Regions from separate parts of the Homo sapiens genome. Here region 1 is linked to region 2. A link is a loop called in an ENCODE intact Hi-C map of the cell type or tissue named here. Cell type or tissue: gastrocnemius medialis. All regions are shown on one strand. Each heading gives the region's core, and the rest is flanking DNA. Links, peaks and the distances in the headings are about the cores only.

Evidence for each region. Hi-C counts contacts between places; a loop is a spot of excess contacts. Peaks named below come from ENCODE experiments on the same cell type or tissue, not always from the same donor. Only the 100,000 strongest peaks of a DNase experiment are listed, where the experiment ranks them.
Region 1: a loop joins it to region 2, with 8 times the contacts of the local background. A loop is called at or near these places in 66 of 110 quality-filtered maps.

What each region holds. Positions count from the first base shown.
Region 1 is chr16:11,949,758-11,959,311 of GRCh38, forward strand. It overlaps a transcript of NPIPB2 not described here. Among named protein-coding and RNA genes, the nearest start is that of TNFRSF17, 11 kb to the right of the region's middle. In gastrocnemius medialis, for the core only: no CTCF peak of the experiment used is centred there; no DNase peak of the experiment used is centred there.
Region 2 is chr16:12,058,852-12,068,405 of GRCh38, forward strand. SNX29 (sorting nexin 29) reads left to right here. Exons shown (of 21, transcript NM_032167.5): 9 at 2,677-2,795. Among named protein-coding and RNA genes, the nearest start is that of SNX29, 87 kb to the left of the region's middle. RefSeq lists a silencer at 9,021-9,315 and an enhancer at 9,210-9,309. In gastrocnemius medialis, for the core only: no CTCF peak of the experiment used is centred there; a DNase peak (open chromatin) is centred at 4,000; H3K27ac peaks cover 1,800 bases.

The sequences.
Region 1 (9,554 bases), core at 4,118-6,617, 110 kb before region 2:
TTCTTTAACACCGTTTAGGATTTCTGTGTAGTTACCCAGAGCGACATTGGGTGTCACCTTTGAGTCACTTGAAGCCAGTTTCCCCCAGAGGTTGATGAATGCGGCCTTTCCCCAGAGATTCTGGTTGTCTAAGATCTATCTGCTTTGGAGATACAGTATATTCATTGCCAACACTTGTGCCCCCGACTTAACAGGAATATCTGGTTCTCATTTGTCCTCAAAGAAGAGTGTTCTCTGCAACCACATAAGCCTTGAATTTGTTTTTTAATTATTATTTTTTATGTTTTATTTTTTCCGAGATGGAGTCTCGCTCTGTCACCCAGGCTGCAGTGCAGTGGCATGATCTTGGCTCATTGTAGCCACCTCCCGGGTTCAAGGGATTCTCCTGCCTCAGCCTACTGAGTAGGTGGGATTACAGACACCTGCCACCACCCCTGGCTAATTTTTATATTTTTAGTAGTAGTGATGGGGTTTCGTCCTGTTGGCTGGGCTTGTCTTGAACTCCTGACCTCAGGTGATCTGCCCACCTCAGCCTCCCAAGGTGCTGGGATTACAGGCATGAGCCACCACGCCTAGCCTAATTAATTTTTTTCTAAGAGATAGGGTCTTATTATGTTGCCCAGACTGGTCTCGAACTCATGGGCTCAAGCAATCCTCTTGCTGCAGCCCCCCAAAATGCTGAGGTTATAGGCCTGAACCACCATGCCCGCTAAGCCTTGAATTTGAAGATGGGCTTCATGCCTGATGACTTTGCAAATGACTTCTCTTCTGAGGAAAGGAGGACGCTAACATAAGGACGAGAGAGAGTTTATGCAAAGTCCCTACCAACTCAGAGCCCTTTTCTCCCAATGTTCTTTGCACTCTGCCCACACATCTGTTTCCAAGCCTGGCTGTGAATAACAGTGAACAACTTGGGGGCCAGGACTCTTTTCTACCGCTCCCTCCCTCCTCTCATCCTCCCTTCCTTCCTTCTCCCTTCCAGCCCATAAATATTTACCAAGTAGATATCATGTGTCAGACACTGGGAACATAACAGAGAACAAAACAAAAGTTCTCTTTCTTCGTGGAATTTACATTAAAACTTCTTATTTCTCTGTATGTTCTCAGCATCTAACTGAGAAGGTGCTGAGAACATACAGAGAAGTAAGACATTGGATGGCTTGGCTAACACTCTTCTTTCTAGTTTTTCCTATGCATATACTAACATATATACATGATTTTTTTGCATGTAAAATATGTTTTATTGTTCTTTAAAAGGATTCAGGGTTTAGTTTTAAATCAGGCTGCACACCTTTCAAATCAATTTGACATCTCTCTCACTATGTCAAACTGGCTTCAGTTAGCAATACCTCATTAAATCTAAAAGAAAAAAAATTCTTTTAAGAAAATTCAGTTTCGAGAAAAATTAACATTACTCGGCCGGGCGCAGTGGCTCATGCCTGTAATCCCAGCACTTTGAGAGGCCGAGGCGGGTGGATCACAAGGTCAGGAGATCGAGACCATCCTGGCTAACACGGTGAAACCCCGTCTCTACTAAAAAATATATAAAAAAAAAAATTAGCCGGGCATAGTGGCGGGCACCTGTAGTCCCAGCTACTCGGGAGGCTGAGGCAGGAGAATGGCGTGAACCTGGGAAGCGGAGCTTGCAGTGAGCCGAGATCATGCCACTGCACTCCAGCCTGGGCGACAGACAAGACTGTCTCAAAAAAAAAAAAAAAAAGAAAGAAAAGAAAAATTAACATTACTCAGAATTCAAAACAAAGTGAGGGCTAATATTTCATGGTTCTTTATACATCCTTCTCCTCAATACAGAACCAGGAATGTAGCAGGCACTGGCACTGATACAGATGGACACTGCACATACACATACACACACACACACACACACACACACACACACACACACACACCCAGCCCCCAAACAACAAAATTCAGAGTATGTCAAAGGGAAAAGGTTTTTTATGGTATTGATAGAAACCCCTGGAGTAGGCCAGGTGCGGTGGCTCACGCCTGTAATCCCAGCACTTTGGGAGGCCGAGGCGGGCGGATGATGAGGTCAGGAGATCAAGACCATCCTGGCTAACAGGTTGAAACCCCGTCTCTACTAAAAAATACAAAGAGGCTGGGCGCGGTGGCTCACGCCTGTAATCCCAGCACTTTGGGAGGCCGAGGCGGGCGGACCACAAGGTCAGGAGATCGAGACCATTCTGATTAACACGGTGAAACCCCGACTCTACTAAAAATACGAAAAATTAGCCGGGCGTAGTGGCGGGCGCCTGTAGTCCCAGCTACTTGGGAGGCTGAGGCAGGAGAATGGCGTGAACCCAGGAGGCGGCGCTTGCAGTGAGCCAAGCCATTGCACTCCAGCCTGGGCGACAGAGTGAGACTCTGCCTCAAAAAAAAAAACAAAAACAAAACAAAAAAAAAAACAAAGAAAAAAATTAGCTGGGTGTGGTGGCGGGCGTCTGTAGTCCCAGCTACTCGGGAGGCTAAGGCAGGAGAATGGTGTGAACCGGGGAGGTGGAGCTTGAAGTGAGCAGAGATCGCGCCACTGCACTCCAGCCTGGATGATAGAGCAAGACTCCGTCTCAAAAATAAAAAATAAAAATAAATAAAAAAAGAAACCCCTGGAGTCAACAGTCTATCTTAGCAGGTATGCCGTTTTGATCTTGAATCTATATGAAAGAATCTGTTGTCATGTACATGATATTTACATTTCAAATGGAAATAGGACCCACCTTAACAATATTCGATGACTAACCCCTACACCCGAAACTTAGTAGTGTACTACGGCCATCTTTCTTTCTCTTTTTTTTTTTTTTTTTGAGACAGAGTCTTGCTCTGTCACCCAGGCTGAAGTGCAGTGGCACAATCTCGGCTCACTGCAACCTCTGCCTCCAGGATTCAAGCGATTCTCCTTCCTCAGCCTCCTGAGTAGTTGGGACTACAGGCACGTGCCACCATGCCTGGCTAATTTTTGCATTTTTTAGTAGAGATAGGGTTTTGCAATGTTGGCCAGGCTGGTCTCGAATGCCTGACCTCAGGTAATCCACCCGCCTCGGCCTCCCAAAGTGCTGGGATTACAGGTGTCAGCCACCGTGCCTGGCCCTTATCGCCATCTTTCTTTGTTAGAACATAAAAATCTACTTCAATGTTTACATGTGCCCAGATGCTATTTGGGATCTCTCTGCCCCTTGGATTCTAAAAAGACTGACTTGAACCCCAAGTGTATTCCCTGTGGATTCTCAAGGTCAAGAGCACTAGAGTGCTCATGTTCTCATGGTCGCTTCTGGTCCCTGTTCAGGTCTCTGCTGAATTCATTCCATCAAATTTATTTAACCATTTGACGGACTTGGAGGACTTCAGTGCTGCATTGAAAACCCTAATTCATTCTGTATTTTTTTTCAAGGTGGAGTCTCACTTTGTTGCTCAGCCTGGAGTGCAGTGGCGCAATGTTGGCTCACTGCAACCTCCGCTTCCTGGGTTCAAGTGATTCTCCTGCCTCAGCCTCACAAGTAGCTGGGATTACAGGCACCTGCCACCACGCCCGGCTAATTTTTGGGTTTTTTGTTTGTTTGTTTTTGGTTTTGTTTTTGTTTTCTTGAGACGGAGTCTTGCTCTGTTGCTCAGGGTGGAGTGCAGTGGAGCAATCTTGGCTCACTGCAACCTCCGCCTCCCAGGTTCCCAGGTTCAAGCGATTCTCCTGCCTCAGCCTCTCGAGTAGCTGAGACTACAGGTGCATGCCACCATGCCTGGTTAACTTTTTGTATTTTTAATAGAGACGGAGTTTCCCCATGTTAGCCAGGATGGTCTCAATCTCCTGACCTCGTGATTCACCCACCTTGGCTTCTCAAAGTGCCAGGATTACAGGCATGAGCCACTGTGCCTGGCCTGAGATACAACTATTTTTCTTAGTTTATTTTTTGCTTTCAGATCATCCTTTTATTTACTTTAATTTTTTTTTTTTTTTTTTTTTGAGACGGAGCCTTTCTCTGTGGTCTGGGCTGGAATGCAGTGGCACGATTCTCCTGCCTCAACCTCCTGAGTAGCTGGGATTACAGGCGCACACTAACATGCCTGGCTAATTTTTGTATTTTTAGTAGAGACGGGATTTCACCACGTTGGCCAGGCTAGTCTCCAACTCCTGACCTCAAGTGATTTGCCCGCCTTGGCCTCCCAAAGTCCTGGGATTACAGGCATGAGCCACCACGCCCAGCCTCATATCATCTTTTTTTGGTAAACAGTGCCTAGCATTCTATTGAATAGGCATACTATAATTTTAAAATTATAGTATAAATGTTAAGCAGTCTTTTATTAATAGGCATTTTGGTTATTTCCAATTTTTTTTTGCAGTTAAAAACCCAGCTCTTTCTAGTAATCTGCTTTGTATCTCTTTCATGCAAAATTCCTAAACGTGGAATTGCTTGGTTAAAAAATATTAATTTTAGGCCAGGCATGGTGGCTAATGCCTGTAATCCCAACAGTTTGGGAGAGTGAGGTGGGAGGATCACTTGAGACCAGAAGTTTGAGACCAGCCTGGGCAATGTAGCGAGACCCCATCTCTGAAAAAAAATTAGCCGGTCGTGGTTGCAAGCCTATAATCCCAGCTACTGGGGAGGCTGAGGCAGAAGAATCACTTGAACCCAGGAGTTTAAGGTTACAGTGAGTTATGATTGCACCACTGCACTCCAGCCTGGGTGACAGAGTAAGACTCTGTCTTTAAAAAAAAAAAAAAGAAAGAAAAAAAAGAATGTTAACTTTAAAAAGACGCTTTTATGTATAATTGAGAAATAAAATTTTTTTTAAGAAGAAAAAAGACTCGATACATATTGAGTATTGGATATTATATTTAAAATAACTTTTTGCTAGGCTGGCTGTGGTGGCTCACGCCTCTAATCCCAGCACTTTGGGAGGCCGAGGCGGTAGGATCACGAGGTCAGGAGATCAAGACCATCCTGGCTAACACGGTGAAACCCTATCTCTACTAAAAATACAAAAAAATTAGCCAGGTGTGGTGGCAGGAGCCTGTAGTCCCAGCTACTCGGGAGGCTGAGGCAGGAGAATGGTGTGAACCCGGGAGGCAGAGCTTGCAGTGAGCTGAGATCACACCACTGCACTCCAGCCTGGGCAACAGAGCAAGACTCTGTCTCAAAAAAAAAAAAATACTTTTTGCTATTTAAAAACAACAAACTTTTATTGATTAAAAATAAATCCCTCACATATCCATCACCCATCAAATCAGGCTGACCTGGTATAATCTATACACGTACCTACATCTGCCTCTCCTGTATTATTTTGAAGTAATCCATTTCATCTATAAAGATTTCAGAATTTAGGCTGGGCGCGGTGGCTCACACCTATAATCCCAGCATGGTGGATTGAGGCCAGGAGTCCGAGACCAGCCTGGCCAACGTGGTGAAACCCCATCTCTACTAAAAATACAAAAATTAGCTGGCCGTCGTGGCACATGCCTATAATCCCAGCTACTCTGGAGGGTGAGGCATGAGAATCACTTGAACCTGGGAGGCGGGGTTTGCAGTGAACCAAGATGGTACCACTGTACTCTAGCCTAGGTGACCGAGTGAAACTCTGTGTCAAAAAAAAAAAAAAAAAAAAAAAGGTTTCGGGATTTAGAGAGAGACTATCTTTGGATAAGAAATTTGCCATTCTGGCCAGGCGTGGTGGCTCACGCCTGTAATCCCAGCACTTTGGGAGGCTGAGGCAGGTGGATCATAAGGTCAGAAGATCGAAACCACCCTGGCCAACATGGTGAAACCCTGTCTCTACTAAAAATACAAAAAAACCTAAAAATAGCCAGGCATGGTGGCACGCCCCTTTATTCCCAGCTAGCTACTTGGGTGGCTGAGGCAGGAGAATTGCTTGAACCTGAGAGGCAGAGGTTGCAGTGAGCTGAGATCGTACCACTGGACTCCAACCTGGGTGACAGAGCAAGACACTGTCTCAAAAAAAAAAAAAGAAAAGAAAAAAGAAATTTGCCACTCCTCCTCCCACCTCTTGCAGATAGTGGCAATGGAAAGTTACCCAATGATGCTTCTTGGGAAGCCTTCCACTGGGAGGATGCTTGGAGAGAAACGTTTAATCCCACTCCACGTATCCCCTCTGGAACTTGACTCTCGTTTTGCAAACAGGAAAAAACCGGTCACCCACTTAGATGACTCAGCCAGCCCCAGGCCTCCTCTGGTCCACTGCAGAGTTCCCGAAGACCCAAATGTTTTGCCTCAGCCACACGTTTTCACTTATTTTTGATTCATTCCAAAGGCAGGCAGGAAATTGCCGCCAGTCATTAATCATGCATGAATCTTTCCTCTGCGCCTCTTCCATGAACAAGACCCATGTTGATGGGCACCTCCCTCTTGTGATCTTACCTTGATGGGCTCTGACAGCAGGTCGTAGGTGTCTCTCTCTATTTCACAGCACAGGTCACCAACACTCAGGCAGGGAAACTGAATTGCTCAAGCCCTGTAAGTGGGAGAACCAAGCCTTGAACCTGGCTCTGTGGGCTCTTAGTGGAAAGCCCACAGGGTGGGTTAAAGGCCTGGTTCCCACATTGCACTAAAAAATGAACACTCTCTGGAGTCCCGCTCTCAGTAGCCATCTGGATGAGAAATGATCTCTTGCCGGGAGCAGTGGCTCACGCCTGTAATTTCAGCGCTTTGGGAGGCTGAGGCGGGCAGATCACCTGAGGTCAGGAGTTTGAGACCAGCCTGACCAACATGGTGAAACCCCATCTCTATTAAAAATACAAAAATTAGCTGGGCGTGGTGGCAGGCACCTGTAGTCCTAGCTACTTAGGAGGCTGAGGCAGGAGAATCGCTTGAACTCAGGAGGTGGAGGTTGCAGTGAGCTGAGATCGCACCACTGCACTCCAGCCTGGGGAACACAGTGAGACTCTGTCTCAAAAGAAAAGAAAAGAAAAGAAATGATCTCCTGCAGAATGCCCAGGAGGAACACTGACTGAGAACCAGATGCTCATGCTGGCATTGGAACCAGGCTTCTTGAGGTCCCCTCCTGAAAACCTCTTTTGCTCTTGGCAGGCTCTCACTCTCCATGCTCAGTTGGCTTCACCCCAGGGGTACCAGGCACTAGGGGGTGGAGGACAGGTACCCTGCTGACCAGGCCCCCAGGAGGGCTCCACAGCTGGCCCTGCCTCCTCATTTAGGCAGCACCAATTGTTGCCAAGATGGCTATTATTTTTATTTTTAATTAATTAATTAATTCTTCTTCTTCTTTTGAGATGGAGTCTCACTCTGTCACCGAGGCTGGAGTGCATTGGTGCGATCTCAGCTTACTGTAGTCTCCACTGCTTGGGGTTCAAGCGATTCTCCTGCCTCAGCCTCCAAGTGGCTGGGATTACAGGTATGTGCCACCACACCTGTCTAACTTTTTCTTTTTTTTTTTTTTTTTGAGATGGAGTCTCACTCTGTCGCCCAGGCTGGAGTGCAGTGGTGTGATCTCGGTTCACTGCAACCTCCGCCTCTTGGGTTCAAGCGATTCTCCTGCCTCAGCCTCCCGAGTAGCTGGGACTACAGGCGTGTGACACCACGCCCGGCTAAGTTTTATACTTTTAGTAGAGACAGGGTTTCACCACGTTAGCCAGGATGGTCTCCATCTCCTGACCTCGTGACCCACCTGCCTCGGCCTCCCAAAGTGCTGGGACCTTGTGAACCACCGTGCCCTACCAACTTTTGTATTTTTTGTACAGACGGGGTTTCACCATGTTGGCCAGGCTGGTCTTGAACTCCTAACCTCAAATGGTCTGCCCGCCTCAGCCTCCCAAAGTGCTGGGATTACAGACCTGAGCCACCGTGCCTGGCCCTTAAATCAGTAGACTTTGAATAAAGGACACTGCCCTTCATAATGTGCGTGGGCTTCATCCAATCAGTTGAAGGCCTAAAAAGCAAAGACCAAGATTTCCTGAAAAAGAAGGAATTCAGCCTCAAGACTGAAACACAGACACCCTCTCTGAGTGTCTGGCCTGCCTGGCTTGCCCTGTGGATTTCAAACTCAGTACTGCAACATCCACTCTTACGTGGATTTTCAGTCTGCTGGCCTGCCCTGCGGAGTTTGGACTTGCCAGCTCCTACAATTGCATGAAGCAATTCCTTAAAGTAAATCTCTGTCTCTAGCTCTGTATCTCCTTTTGGTTCTATTTCTCTGGAGAATTCTACTGATACTTAGATATTCCCCAATTACAGAATCCCCCACACATCCTGCCAACATCAGCTAAGCCGTGTTTTTGCAAACTCTCCCCAAATAACCTGACACAAATCCAAATCCTATGATGAGAACTTTCTAACATTGTCTTTATTGAGTCACTCAGGACTGACTACTTAACTTGTGGGGCCCAGTACACAGTGAAAATGCTGGCTGGGTGCGGTGGCTCACTCCTGTAATTCCAACACTTTGGGAGACTGTGGCGGGCAGATCACCTGAGGTCAGGAGTTCAAGACTAGCCTGGCCAACATAGCAAAACCTCACCTCTACTAAAAATACAAAATTAAGCTGGGCGTGGTGGGTGGGTGCCTGTAATCCCAGCTACTCAGGAAGGCTGAGGCAGGAGACGTGCTTGAACCCAGGAGGCGGAGGTTGCAGTGAGCCCAGATCACGCCACTACAGTCCAGCCTGGATGACAGAGCGAGACTCCGTTAAAAAAAAAAAAAAAAATCCTAGGCCAGGCATGGTGGCTCATGCCTATAATCCTAGCACTTTGGGAGGCCAAGTGGGGTGGATGGCTTGAGTCTAGGAGTTTGAGACCAGCCTGGGCAACACAGCAAGACCCCCATCTTTGCAAAAAATAAAGTTAAATAAAAAACCTAGCCAGGCAAGATGGCATGTGCCTGCAGTCCCGGCTACTCAGGGGACTGAAGTGGGATGATCACTTGGGCCGGGGAGGTTGAGGCTGCAGTGAGCTTTGATCTCACCACTGCACTCCTGCCTGGGTAACAGAGTGAGACCCTGTCTCAAAAACAAAGTAAAATAAGAAAGCCTGTAGGTTGAAAATATTAAGGTTAAAGAGGTGGTAACAATCAGGGTTGGTTTGGGGAGCTGAGCTACCATGGGTGAGTGTTACGGGATAAGGGAAGGAATGAGACTTTGCACAATTATTGCAGGATCTCGGGAGGTGAAGATCTGGGAGTGGGACCAGAGGAGTCACCAACCAGTGGATCTAGAAGTCAGGAATGTCTGTTTGCCAAAGTGGGGCTCTGCAGGGGGAGCTCGTAGAGGGGTTTAGTTTGCCCCTGTATGGCTCTTGCCTCTGTGAATGGGCAGCCAAGCATTTGGTGCTGGGGCTCGGGCCGTGGCAGAAGCAGCTTTAATGGCTTTGGGAGTTTCCAGCACCACTTTGCTTCCTTAGAGCTGTGAGTGACAAGTGAAGCTTGAGGCTGGTGTGAGTACTGGATTCCTCACTGTTCCTTCTATGTCACGCAAGGGCAAACACAGCACTCTTTTGGTGATGTGATTACATCAGCACCTGTCTCATAAAACTTAAAAAAAAATCTTTGTTTCAAAATCATGCTCCTAGCCAGGCACAG
Region 2 (9,554 bases), core at 2,835-5,334:
TATGATCTCAGCTCACTGCAGCCCTCGACCTCCCAGGCTCAAGGGATCCTCCCACCTCAGCCCCTCCAGTAGCTGGGTCTACAGGTGTGCAATACCATACCTGGCTAATTTTTAAATTTTTTGTAGAGACAGGGCTCGAACTCTTGGGCTCAAGTGATCCTTCTGCCTCGGCCTCCCAAAGTACCGGAATTATAAATGTGAGCCACTGGCCTGGCCAGCAATCTTTAATGTAACTCATTTTGAGGCGGTGGTCCTTGGGGCTCACTTCTCGGGTTTGGAACCTCATCCTCTTGGGGCCTGGCTTCACCTTGTACTTGCATATGTTGCGGGGAAGGGTCAAGAATTATCTTAGAAACCAGCAGAACATCGCACCTGCCCTGAGGCAGTGGAGTGGCCTAGAAAGGACTGTCTGCTTTTGCTGCCTTCTCCTGAAAGGGCGCCCCTGACCACCTCTGGGTGCCGGCTCCGTGGTCACCAGTGGCCAGGTCAGAGCCTCAGGAGGGCGCCTCTTGACAGATTCCAGAGGCACAGCCAAGGTCATCTGGTTCTCCCCCAGGTTGGGCTCCTGCCAGGACAGTCGCGGGAGCGGCTCTTCTTTTGCCCCCACCCTGCTGTCTGAAAGCCTCATTGTGGTATGGGCATGGTTGAATGATCTGTCTTGCAAAATTCTGCTAGGATTATTTCCTCCTGTGCTTCTCACTCTGTGCCACATGTCTGGCCAAAAGCTAGAGAGGGCTGAAAGGAGACTTCTACCTGACAAGCCTCTAAAATAGGAGCTGGCAATCCCTGCCTGCGGACCAAACCCGCCCCCAAGCAGTGAACAGTTGTTACATTTTTAAAGAGTTATTAAGAGACACCAAGAAAGAAGACTGTGTCATGAAGCCTGAAATATGTACTCTCTGGTCTATTACAGAAAATATTTGTTGATTTTAGAGTAGCTCTAACATAAAGACAAACTATATAAGTAATGTCACTTGTGGGCAGGAGACGACTCGGTGCACTTGAGTTTGGAAGACCTGGGCTCCAGTCCCACAGCCTTGGTTCTGTTGCTTAGTGCTGATGGCCTTGGACAAGCCACACACTTTTTCTTCTTTTGCCTCCCTTCCCTTTGTCTGCCCCCGCACTTCCCTTCTTAAGTAGGTATGATTATGATCTGCTTTGGTCTTCTTTATCTACTGAGATACAGAATGATGTTTAAACCTTACAGTACAGCTGGCTCTCTGCATCCATGGACTCTGCATCCGTGAGTTCCGCATCTATGGTTTCAACCAACTGTGGATCAAAAATATTACCAAAAAAAAACCAATAAAAATAATACAATAAAAATACAGTATAACAACTATTTACATAGCATTTGGATTGTATTAGGTATCATAAGCAATCTAGAGATGATGTAAAGTACATATGTGGGAGGATGTGCTTATGCAAATACTACACCGTTTTACATCAGGGACTTCAGGCTAGGCGAGGTGTCTTATGCCTGTAATCCTAGCACTTGGGGAGGCTGAAGCAGGAGGATCGCTTGAGGCTAGGATTTTGAGACCAGCCTGGACAACATAGGGAGACCCTGTTTTCACAAAAAAACAAAACAAAACAAAAAATTAGCCGGGTATGGTGGCTCACACCTGTAGTCCAAACTCCTCGGGATGCTGAGGCAGGAGGCTCTGCCAAATCCCAAGAGCTCAAGGTTGCAGTGAACTATGATTGTGCCACTGTACTCCAGTGTGGACAACAGAGCAAGACTCCAACTCTAAAACAAAACAAGGGACTTTGAGCATCCTCAGATTTGCAGGGGTTTTTTGAAACGGTTGATACAGATGTAATGCAGATACTGGGGGACGGCTATACTGCAAAAATACCTCCAGGTATTTATTAACATTTCTTGATTGCTCAGAGGCAAGTGCTGCAGGGGCAATTACTCCCAAACAAACCCAACCACACTGCCTGGCGTTTCGAAGATGGCACGCATTAGAGATTTGTACTTTGTGGGTAAGGTGACAGTATAACAGATCATATGAGCATGGTTAATAATTGAGCCGACTCCCTTTCTTGGAAGGGACCCAGACGTGACTGGTCTGATTCTGTCCTTTTACCCACGAGGGGCTCAGATGCAGCGAGGCGGAGCAACGCTAGCCCTAGGTCAGGTGGCTGCTGTCATTTCGGAACGTGGAGCAGATGGCCTGTGATGCATGTGCTGTCCCCTTCCCCAAGCCTTTGTCCCTCCTCTTCACTCGGTGGCTTGGGCTTCCTCCAGCTCCCCTCCTCAAGCCCTGCTTCTTCCAGGCAGCCTTCCATGACCTTCCTGGAATGAGCTTTCTCCACAATCTGAGATGCCATTTACAGCTTCTTGCAGGATTATTTGGTTCATGTTCATGCCCCCCAACAGACTGCAGGCTCCCTCAGGGCAGGATCAACAGTATTCACTGGCTCTTTTGCCACCAGTAGGGAGCACAGTGCCTGGCATATAATAGGTGCTCAGTAAACACTGGTTGAGAGAACAAATGCAAGAGGTCTGGATCTGGACTCCACGCTCTACCTCCCAGCCCACACCTCCTTCTGTTCTCAGCCCTGCCTTGGCCTGGTTAGTTCTCAGGAGGGTGCTGTGGATGCTTGTTGGTGAGTCATGCGGCCTGTGGGCTCTTTGGCCTGTCCTGCAGCTGTATTCTTTCACCTTAGGCCACTGGAAGGGAACACCTGCCTCTCCCAGATGCACAGCTGGGCTCCGCTGAAGGTGCTGCACAATGACTCCGACATCCTCTTCCCTGTCAGTGGCGTGGGCTCCTACAGCCCAGCAGGTGGGTGTCTCCCGATTACTCCTTTCCTCCAATAAGAGCTTTGGCTTCGAGAACCAGCAGGAATGTCTGAGTTCCCTGGACAGGTAGGAATGGGAGCCGGGAGGCACGGGAGTCGGGGTGTGGTTCAGGGCCAGGGGGAGCTCACTGAGATGCAGAAGTGAGAGAGGGCTTGGCTTCTCTCCCTGAACCTGGGTATCCTGAGGTGCTCTCCGTGGAGTGAGTGTTGGGCTGAACCAGCTGGCAAGTCACCAGGGCCTGCAGGCCTGTTTTTCTCCCTTACCAGTGGCCCGTTGAACTTGGTCGTTTAAAAGCTGACCACAAATAGTGACCACGATTTTGCCTCTTTGGAGATGCAAGAAGGTAACTGAACCCCTGTCTGTAAAGGCCCTGCCACCCTGTGCAGAAAAGTGCTTGGGGATCAGGAAGTAGCTTGGTTAAAAGCTGTTTCTGGGCTGGGTGCGATATCTCATGCCTGTAATCCCAGCACTTTGTGAAGCCGAGGCGGGTGGATCACCTGAGGTCAGGAGTTTGAGACCAGCCTGGCCAACATGGTGAAGCCCTGTCTCTACTAAAAATACAAAAATTAGCTGGGTATGGTGGTGTGTGCCTGTAGTCCCAGCTACTCACGAGGCTGAGGCAGGAGAATTGCTTGAACCCGGGAGGTGGAGGTTGCAGTGAGCCGATATCGTGGCACTGTACACCACCCTGTGTGACAGTGAGACTCTGTCTCAAAATAAATAAATAAATAAATAAATAAATAAATAAATAAATAAATATGTCTCTGGTATGGGTAAGCATTTTTGCACCATTCCACACGGTTGAGCACGTGCCCGTGTGGTTTGTTATTGTTTTCTTTAGTGCAGGTCATGGGGAGGACGTGGTTGATCCCAGCTGGCCTGTGGGGTGCAGTGTAATGCAGCTGGCACAGCATCTGGCTCAGAGAAGTGCCCAGTTGCTGTCCCTGCCCTCAGAACACCGCTGGGTCAGAGAAGACTTGGCCCAACCTTCTTAGGCGCCTCCTCGTTTTCTTAGGAAGTGAATGTGCCTTCTCTGGGCCCAGATTTAGGAAATTATGACTGGAGCCCACTAATCACTCAGGAAGCTGTTGAAATTCTGAACTGGGGTGTAGATTCTTCCTGTCACTTGGCAGGGAGCATAAACCTACTCAAACTAGCTGAAGCACAGAGGCAGGGCGGGGACAGTCACTGGCAGCAGGACGGGGCCAGTCAGATGCAGTACTAGCTCTAGAAAGTTGAGTAAGCCTGAGTGCATTACTGCTCTGAGCGTCAGCATTCCTGGCTGTTAAATGAGGCTGAGTGCTTCCTGTCTGTCAGTTGCTGTGTCCTCATCTGGAAAATGGGGATGACAGTGACAATGAGAGCCAGCATTTGCAAAGCCAAAGGAGCCCTGCACTGCAGTGTGGCTGACCCTGATGAACTCATCTGCTCTTGAGCACAGTCCTGTGAGAGTGGGGGGTGTGATTATATCAGCTACCTTTGAGATCCACAGTGAAGGCGCCTTGAGTTAATCTGGGGAAGGTGCCAGGCACATGCCAAGGCCCCTGGTGAGAGCTTCAGGGACATCTTGTCCATGGCCCAGGAGCTGGGGCGTTGGCATGGAGGGGGCTTTCCTGACTTGGTGGGGTGCTGTCATCTTTCTTATGTGGCCTCCCTCCACTTCCTGATGGGGGTCTGCCCACCTCTTCTTTTCCTAGTCCATCTTTTTTTTTTTTTTTTTTTTTTTTTTGAGGTGGAGTCTCACTCTGTCACCCAGGCTGGAGTGCAATGGCATGATCTTGGCTCACTGCAACCTCCGCCTTCTGGGTTCAAGTGATTCTCCTGCCTCAGCTTCCAGATTAGCTGGGATTACAGGCATGCACCACCATGCCCGGCTAAATTCTTTTTGTATTTTTAGTAGAGATGGCGTTTCGCCATGTTGGCCAGACTGATCTCAAACTCCTGACCTCACGTGATCCACCTCCTTGGCCTCCCACAGTTGCTGGGATTATAGGCATGAGCCACCGTGCCCGGCCTTTTCTAGTCCGTCTTTGCTCCCTGTTCATTCTCATGCCCTCCTTGGCCCACACCATGCCTCAGTCACATGACCTTCCATACCAACTGGAATTTCTCATGGGTCTCAGTTGAGGTCCCCTAAAAGTGACAATCTCGTAGGCCTAGCTCATGTTTGCAGGCCAGGCCACCGAAGTCCTGCATTTCTAGACCATCCATGGTCCAAATAGCCAAAGGTTACGGGGTTGGTGACCTTGCTGATGCCTGTTCAGCGGCAGTGTAGATGCAGGCAGGTCATCTGAGGAGGGGCAGGGGCTGGGAGAGAGCAGGTGGTCCCAGGATGTGTCTAGGACCCCTGGGGAGTTTTGAATGTGTGTTCACAGGCTCTGTCTCATGAATCAATTTCCTGCTCACCTTGTCCCGTTCCCCATGGAGGGGTCTTGTAGTTGGGTTCTTGAATTATTGTGGAACCGTGAGGTGCTTGCAGTAGGTGGTCTGATTGTTTTGGCAGCTCCTTTGCCGCTTAGCTGGGCCCCCTGAACCATCAGACATCCGGGTCAGCTCCTTTGCCGCTTAGCTGGGCCTCCTGAACCATCAGACATCCGGGTCTCCTTTTTCGTGCATGTTGGGCTTTGGTCTTAGAGAACCCAGAGCTCTTCCTGCTCTTCTGGGCTTTCTGTAGCAAGTGTGTCCAGGGAACGTAGCTCCCCATCAGCCTCTAGAGTCCTTGCAGATTTCCTGTGGTCCCACACCCGGCTGTCAGCTCGCAGAGTCAGCTCCATCTTCTCACTGCTGATGGGACCCGAGCTCCAGCTGATGTCGAATGCACTCTCTGGAGATGACGTGTGCCGGCGTCAGCCAGCATTTCCCTTCTCTGCAGTAACGATGCTGTCAGGGGGCTTGTGAGCTGGGACAGCCCAGGGGCTGCGCACAGGGGCAGGACATGGCATAGGGAGAAACATTATTCCAGGACTGTGTCAGGATGTTGGACTCAGAGCCAGGGGAATGGGTAGCCTGATTGGGACGCCAGGTTGCATCAAGTCCCTTCTGTCCTGATGCCCCATTTCCATGGGAGGTGTGGGGCCGACTGGTGCCAAGACTCTGCCTGCCTGCCCAGGTGGCCACCGCCACCATTTCTCCTGAGACTCCATTCCTTTTGCTCTGTTTCTGCCTTTTGTCCCTTCTGAGGGACATCTTCCTTCCTTAGAGATATTCTGACATTCCCTCTCATTCTGGAGCCACTTCGTCTTTTAATGGAGACTTCCCACATGGAGGGCTCCTCACCTTAGGAGACTTTTGTCATCTTTGAACACGCTGGTGCCTTTGCAGTCACTGACAGTGGGGATAGTTAGAGAAGGCAAAGGCACTGGCTGGGAGAGGATGCTTTCTGCAGCTGAGTGTTGGGAGGGAGAAAGGAGCAAAGAAGGGGGAACCCTGAAAGGAGTTCTCTTGAATCTTGGAAGAGATAACTCTGTGGTTTAGGGAGGAGTTTTGGAGTTGCTTTTCTTGGGTGACAGAGCCATTCACAGAAGGGGACAGCACCCCAGGTTGCAAGAGGAGACCCCAGACAAGCAAATGAGGACTGGGGACCATGCGTGGTTCCTCTGGGAGTATGTGGTGTCTATACCTGAGCAAAGCAAATTCACCAGCATTGCTTTCCAGTTGCAAGGAAGGGAGAGCTACCCAGGTTTATTTTGAGTGGGAATAGTAAACGGGTGAAAAATCACCTGTCAGTACAAGGTGATATGACTGCTCATCCCTTCATTGAGGGTCCTGTGTTTAGTATTGGGTTTTAGGAAATGCACAATTTCCAAGGGCTTTCTTAGGTTCCTTTGAAACCTTGGGTCCTCAAACCCTTTGTTTCCCCATCAAGTCTAAAGTTCTATTTCTCCTTGTCCTCACGTTGGATCTTGGAAGTTGTTTGTTGAGGTTGAGGACAGACTGTGGTGGCTCTGCCATAATCTGATGTGATTGGTTTTAGCACTTAGCTCTTAGTGGGCAGTTTTACTGTTTTGGTTGTCAGTGTTGCGGTGGCTGGGCGGACACTGCCCTGGTTGTGCTTCCCAGTCAGCTTATACGGGTTGTGTGCTGTTTGGGGTTCCTGGTTTTCTTTATTCAGTCTTCCCACTGGATCACTGGATGCAGGCCTGTATGCTAAAGTGGGTACAGGCTCAGCTCTGCCATTGGACGGACCAGGGTTCAAACCTTTGCACTTGTTAGTTCTGTGATCTTGAACAAGTTGCTTAAATTTTCGGGATCCATTTCCTCATCCGTAAAATTAGATAATGGTATCTGTCTTGGGGGCCTTAAGGATGAGACGGTCTATGCTGTGTGCACCCCAGAGCGTCAGGCCCACAACAAGTACAAGCCATTCGCGGTTGTGCATCGTGAAGGGGCCCGTGGGCAATCACCTGGGACCGTGTGGACATTGTATCCTCACTGAGCGCTCTCATTGAAGGCTGGGTGGGTCCATGCCTTTGCCCCAGCTGTGGATTTCCACTCTGCATGTTGAGTCCCTGTCTTTGCTTCAGGGAATGTAGTCTGACTCTGCATGAGTTAGATTAGCAAGGATGACAGGGAACTGGGGCGTCTGCTGTAGAAGGCCTCTTAGATGGTATGGAGCCTTTGGACCACGGGGCAGTGGACACGACTTGTGAGCCAAGAGGAGGAGGTCATTTTGGGGGCACTGAGCAGTCTTGGATCCCCCTGGCTCTGTGATGGGATGGAGGGTGGGTGCCGTGCTCTTGTGAGCTTACAGCCTAGTGCGACATAAGATGGGGTTGTGAGGGTCAGGATCTGTTGGTAGGCACAGCGGGGTATCCCAGTAGAGTTTTCTAGAAGGCAGTTAGAGATGTGGGACTGAGATTCAAGACAGGTCTGGGCTAGAGGTGAGGGCTTGAGCACTGTCGTCTTCACGGAGGTGAGAACTGTAGCCAAGACCTTGCCAGATGTGCCGAGGGTGACAGAGGGCCTTGGGGCCATGATTCAGGGCCACCTTCACTCAGGAATCAGAGAAAAGATGGTGGGGAGGAGGGCCGGAGATTAGTGTTGGGAAGGTTGAGAGAGGGGAGCGCCAAGTAGGAGGGGATGGTGGGGTGGGGGCTGAGGGAGGGGTTCCTTGGGCCATTCCAGTTGACCAGGTGGGAGGATGAATGCCCGAGGTAGCCAGGATCTGTTATGGGGTGAGTTGATGCCACCCTCACTGAGCATTCTCATTGAGTTTTACATGCGTTAAGATGTAACATTCGGGAGTCTGAGGCAGGAGGATTGCTTGAGGCCAGGAGTTTGAGACTGGTCTGGGCAACATAGTGAGACCGTGTCTCTAAAATAAATAAATAAATAAATAAATAAATAAATAAATAAATAAATAAATAAATAAGCAGGCCAGTCATGAGGGTGCATGCCTGCAGTCCTAGCTACTCAGGAGGCTGAGGTGGGAGGCTCTCTTGAGTCCAGGAGTTTGAGGCTGCAGTGAGCTATAATCGTGCCACTGCTCTCCAGCCTGGGTGACAGGAAAACCCTGCCTCTAAAAAAAGCGGGAGGGGAAGTGGACTTGAACTTCTTGAGAATTTGGAGTCAGTAAATAACTTGATGGAGACAGCAAGGTAGAAGAAAAGGTTAAAACAATTTTTTTTTTCCTGGTAAGTTTCCCTGAAGTTCAGCCCCTACAGAGCTGGGGGTTCTTGGGGCACCTTGAGTAAGCCAAGCAAAGATGGAGGGAATGGCATGGAGGATGGATGAGGAAGGCACCGAGGCGTGCTCTCTCCAGCACCATGTTCCTTGTCCCCGATGCACGGCTGGTTCCATAGTGGTCATTCACTAATAAGTTTCTTTTTCTTTTTCTCTTTTTGAGACGGAGTCTCACTCTGTCTCCCAGGCTGGAGTGCAGTGACGTAATCTCAGCTCACTGCAACCTCCACCTTCTGGGTTCAAGCAATTCTTCCACCTCAGTTTTCCAAGTAGCTGGGATTACAGGCGTGCACTACCTCGCACAGCTAATTTTTGTATTTTTAGTAGAGACGGGGTTTTGCCATGTTAGCCAGGCTGGTCTCGAACTCCTGACCTCAAGTAATCCACCTGCCTTGGCTTCCCAAAGTGGTGGGATTACAGGCGTGAGCCACCGCGCCTGGCCCAAGAAGTTTCTTGAGTGAGCAAGGTTTCTCCTGGGTGATACTGGCCTTAATGTCACCATGCAGCCCAAGGCTTATGGATTTGCATGTTTTCCTGGAAGGAGACTTGAGCATTTATGAAAATTGTTCAGGTCCCTAGCCCGTTAGTTCCAGAGACTACTTATGGCCCCAGCTCTTGTGAATGCCTTTCCTAAATGCACTTAATGCAGGGAAAATTGGCCTTTTTAGAAAGCCGCAGACATTGTCAGGAATTAGACCATGCTGCCCTCTACTGTCTGATTCAAGGCACTACAAGCAGGAGCAGTTTTGTCTTAACAGCAAGCTGATTCATTATACCCGGTTTCTGGCCCTGGTTCTGAATATGGACTTCATGCATAATTCCAGGTGGCTCAAGGTCGAAAATGTCACAGGCCAGGCACAGTTGCTCACATCTGTAATCCCAGCACTTTGGGAGGCCAGGGCGGAAGGATTGCTTGAGCCCAGGAGTTTGAGACCAGCCTGGGCAACATAGTGGGACCCCCATCTCTACAAAAAAAAATAAAAAATAAATTAGCTCGGCATGGTGGCACACACCTGTAGTCCCTCCCAGGTACTTGAGAGGCTGAGGTGGGAGGACCACT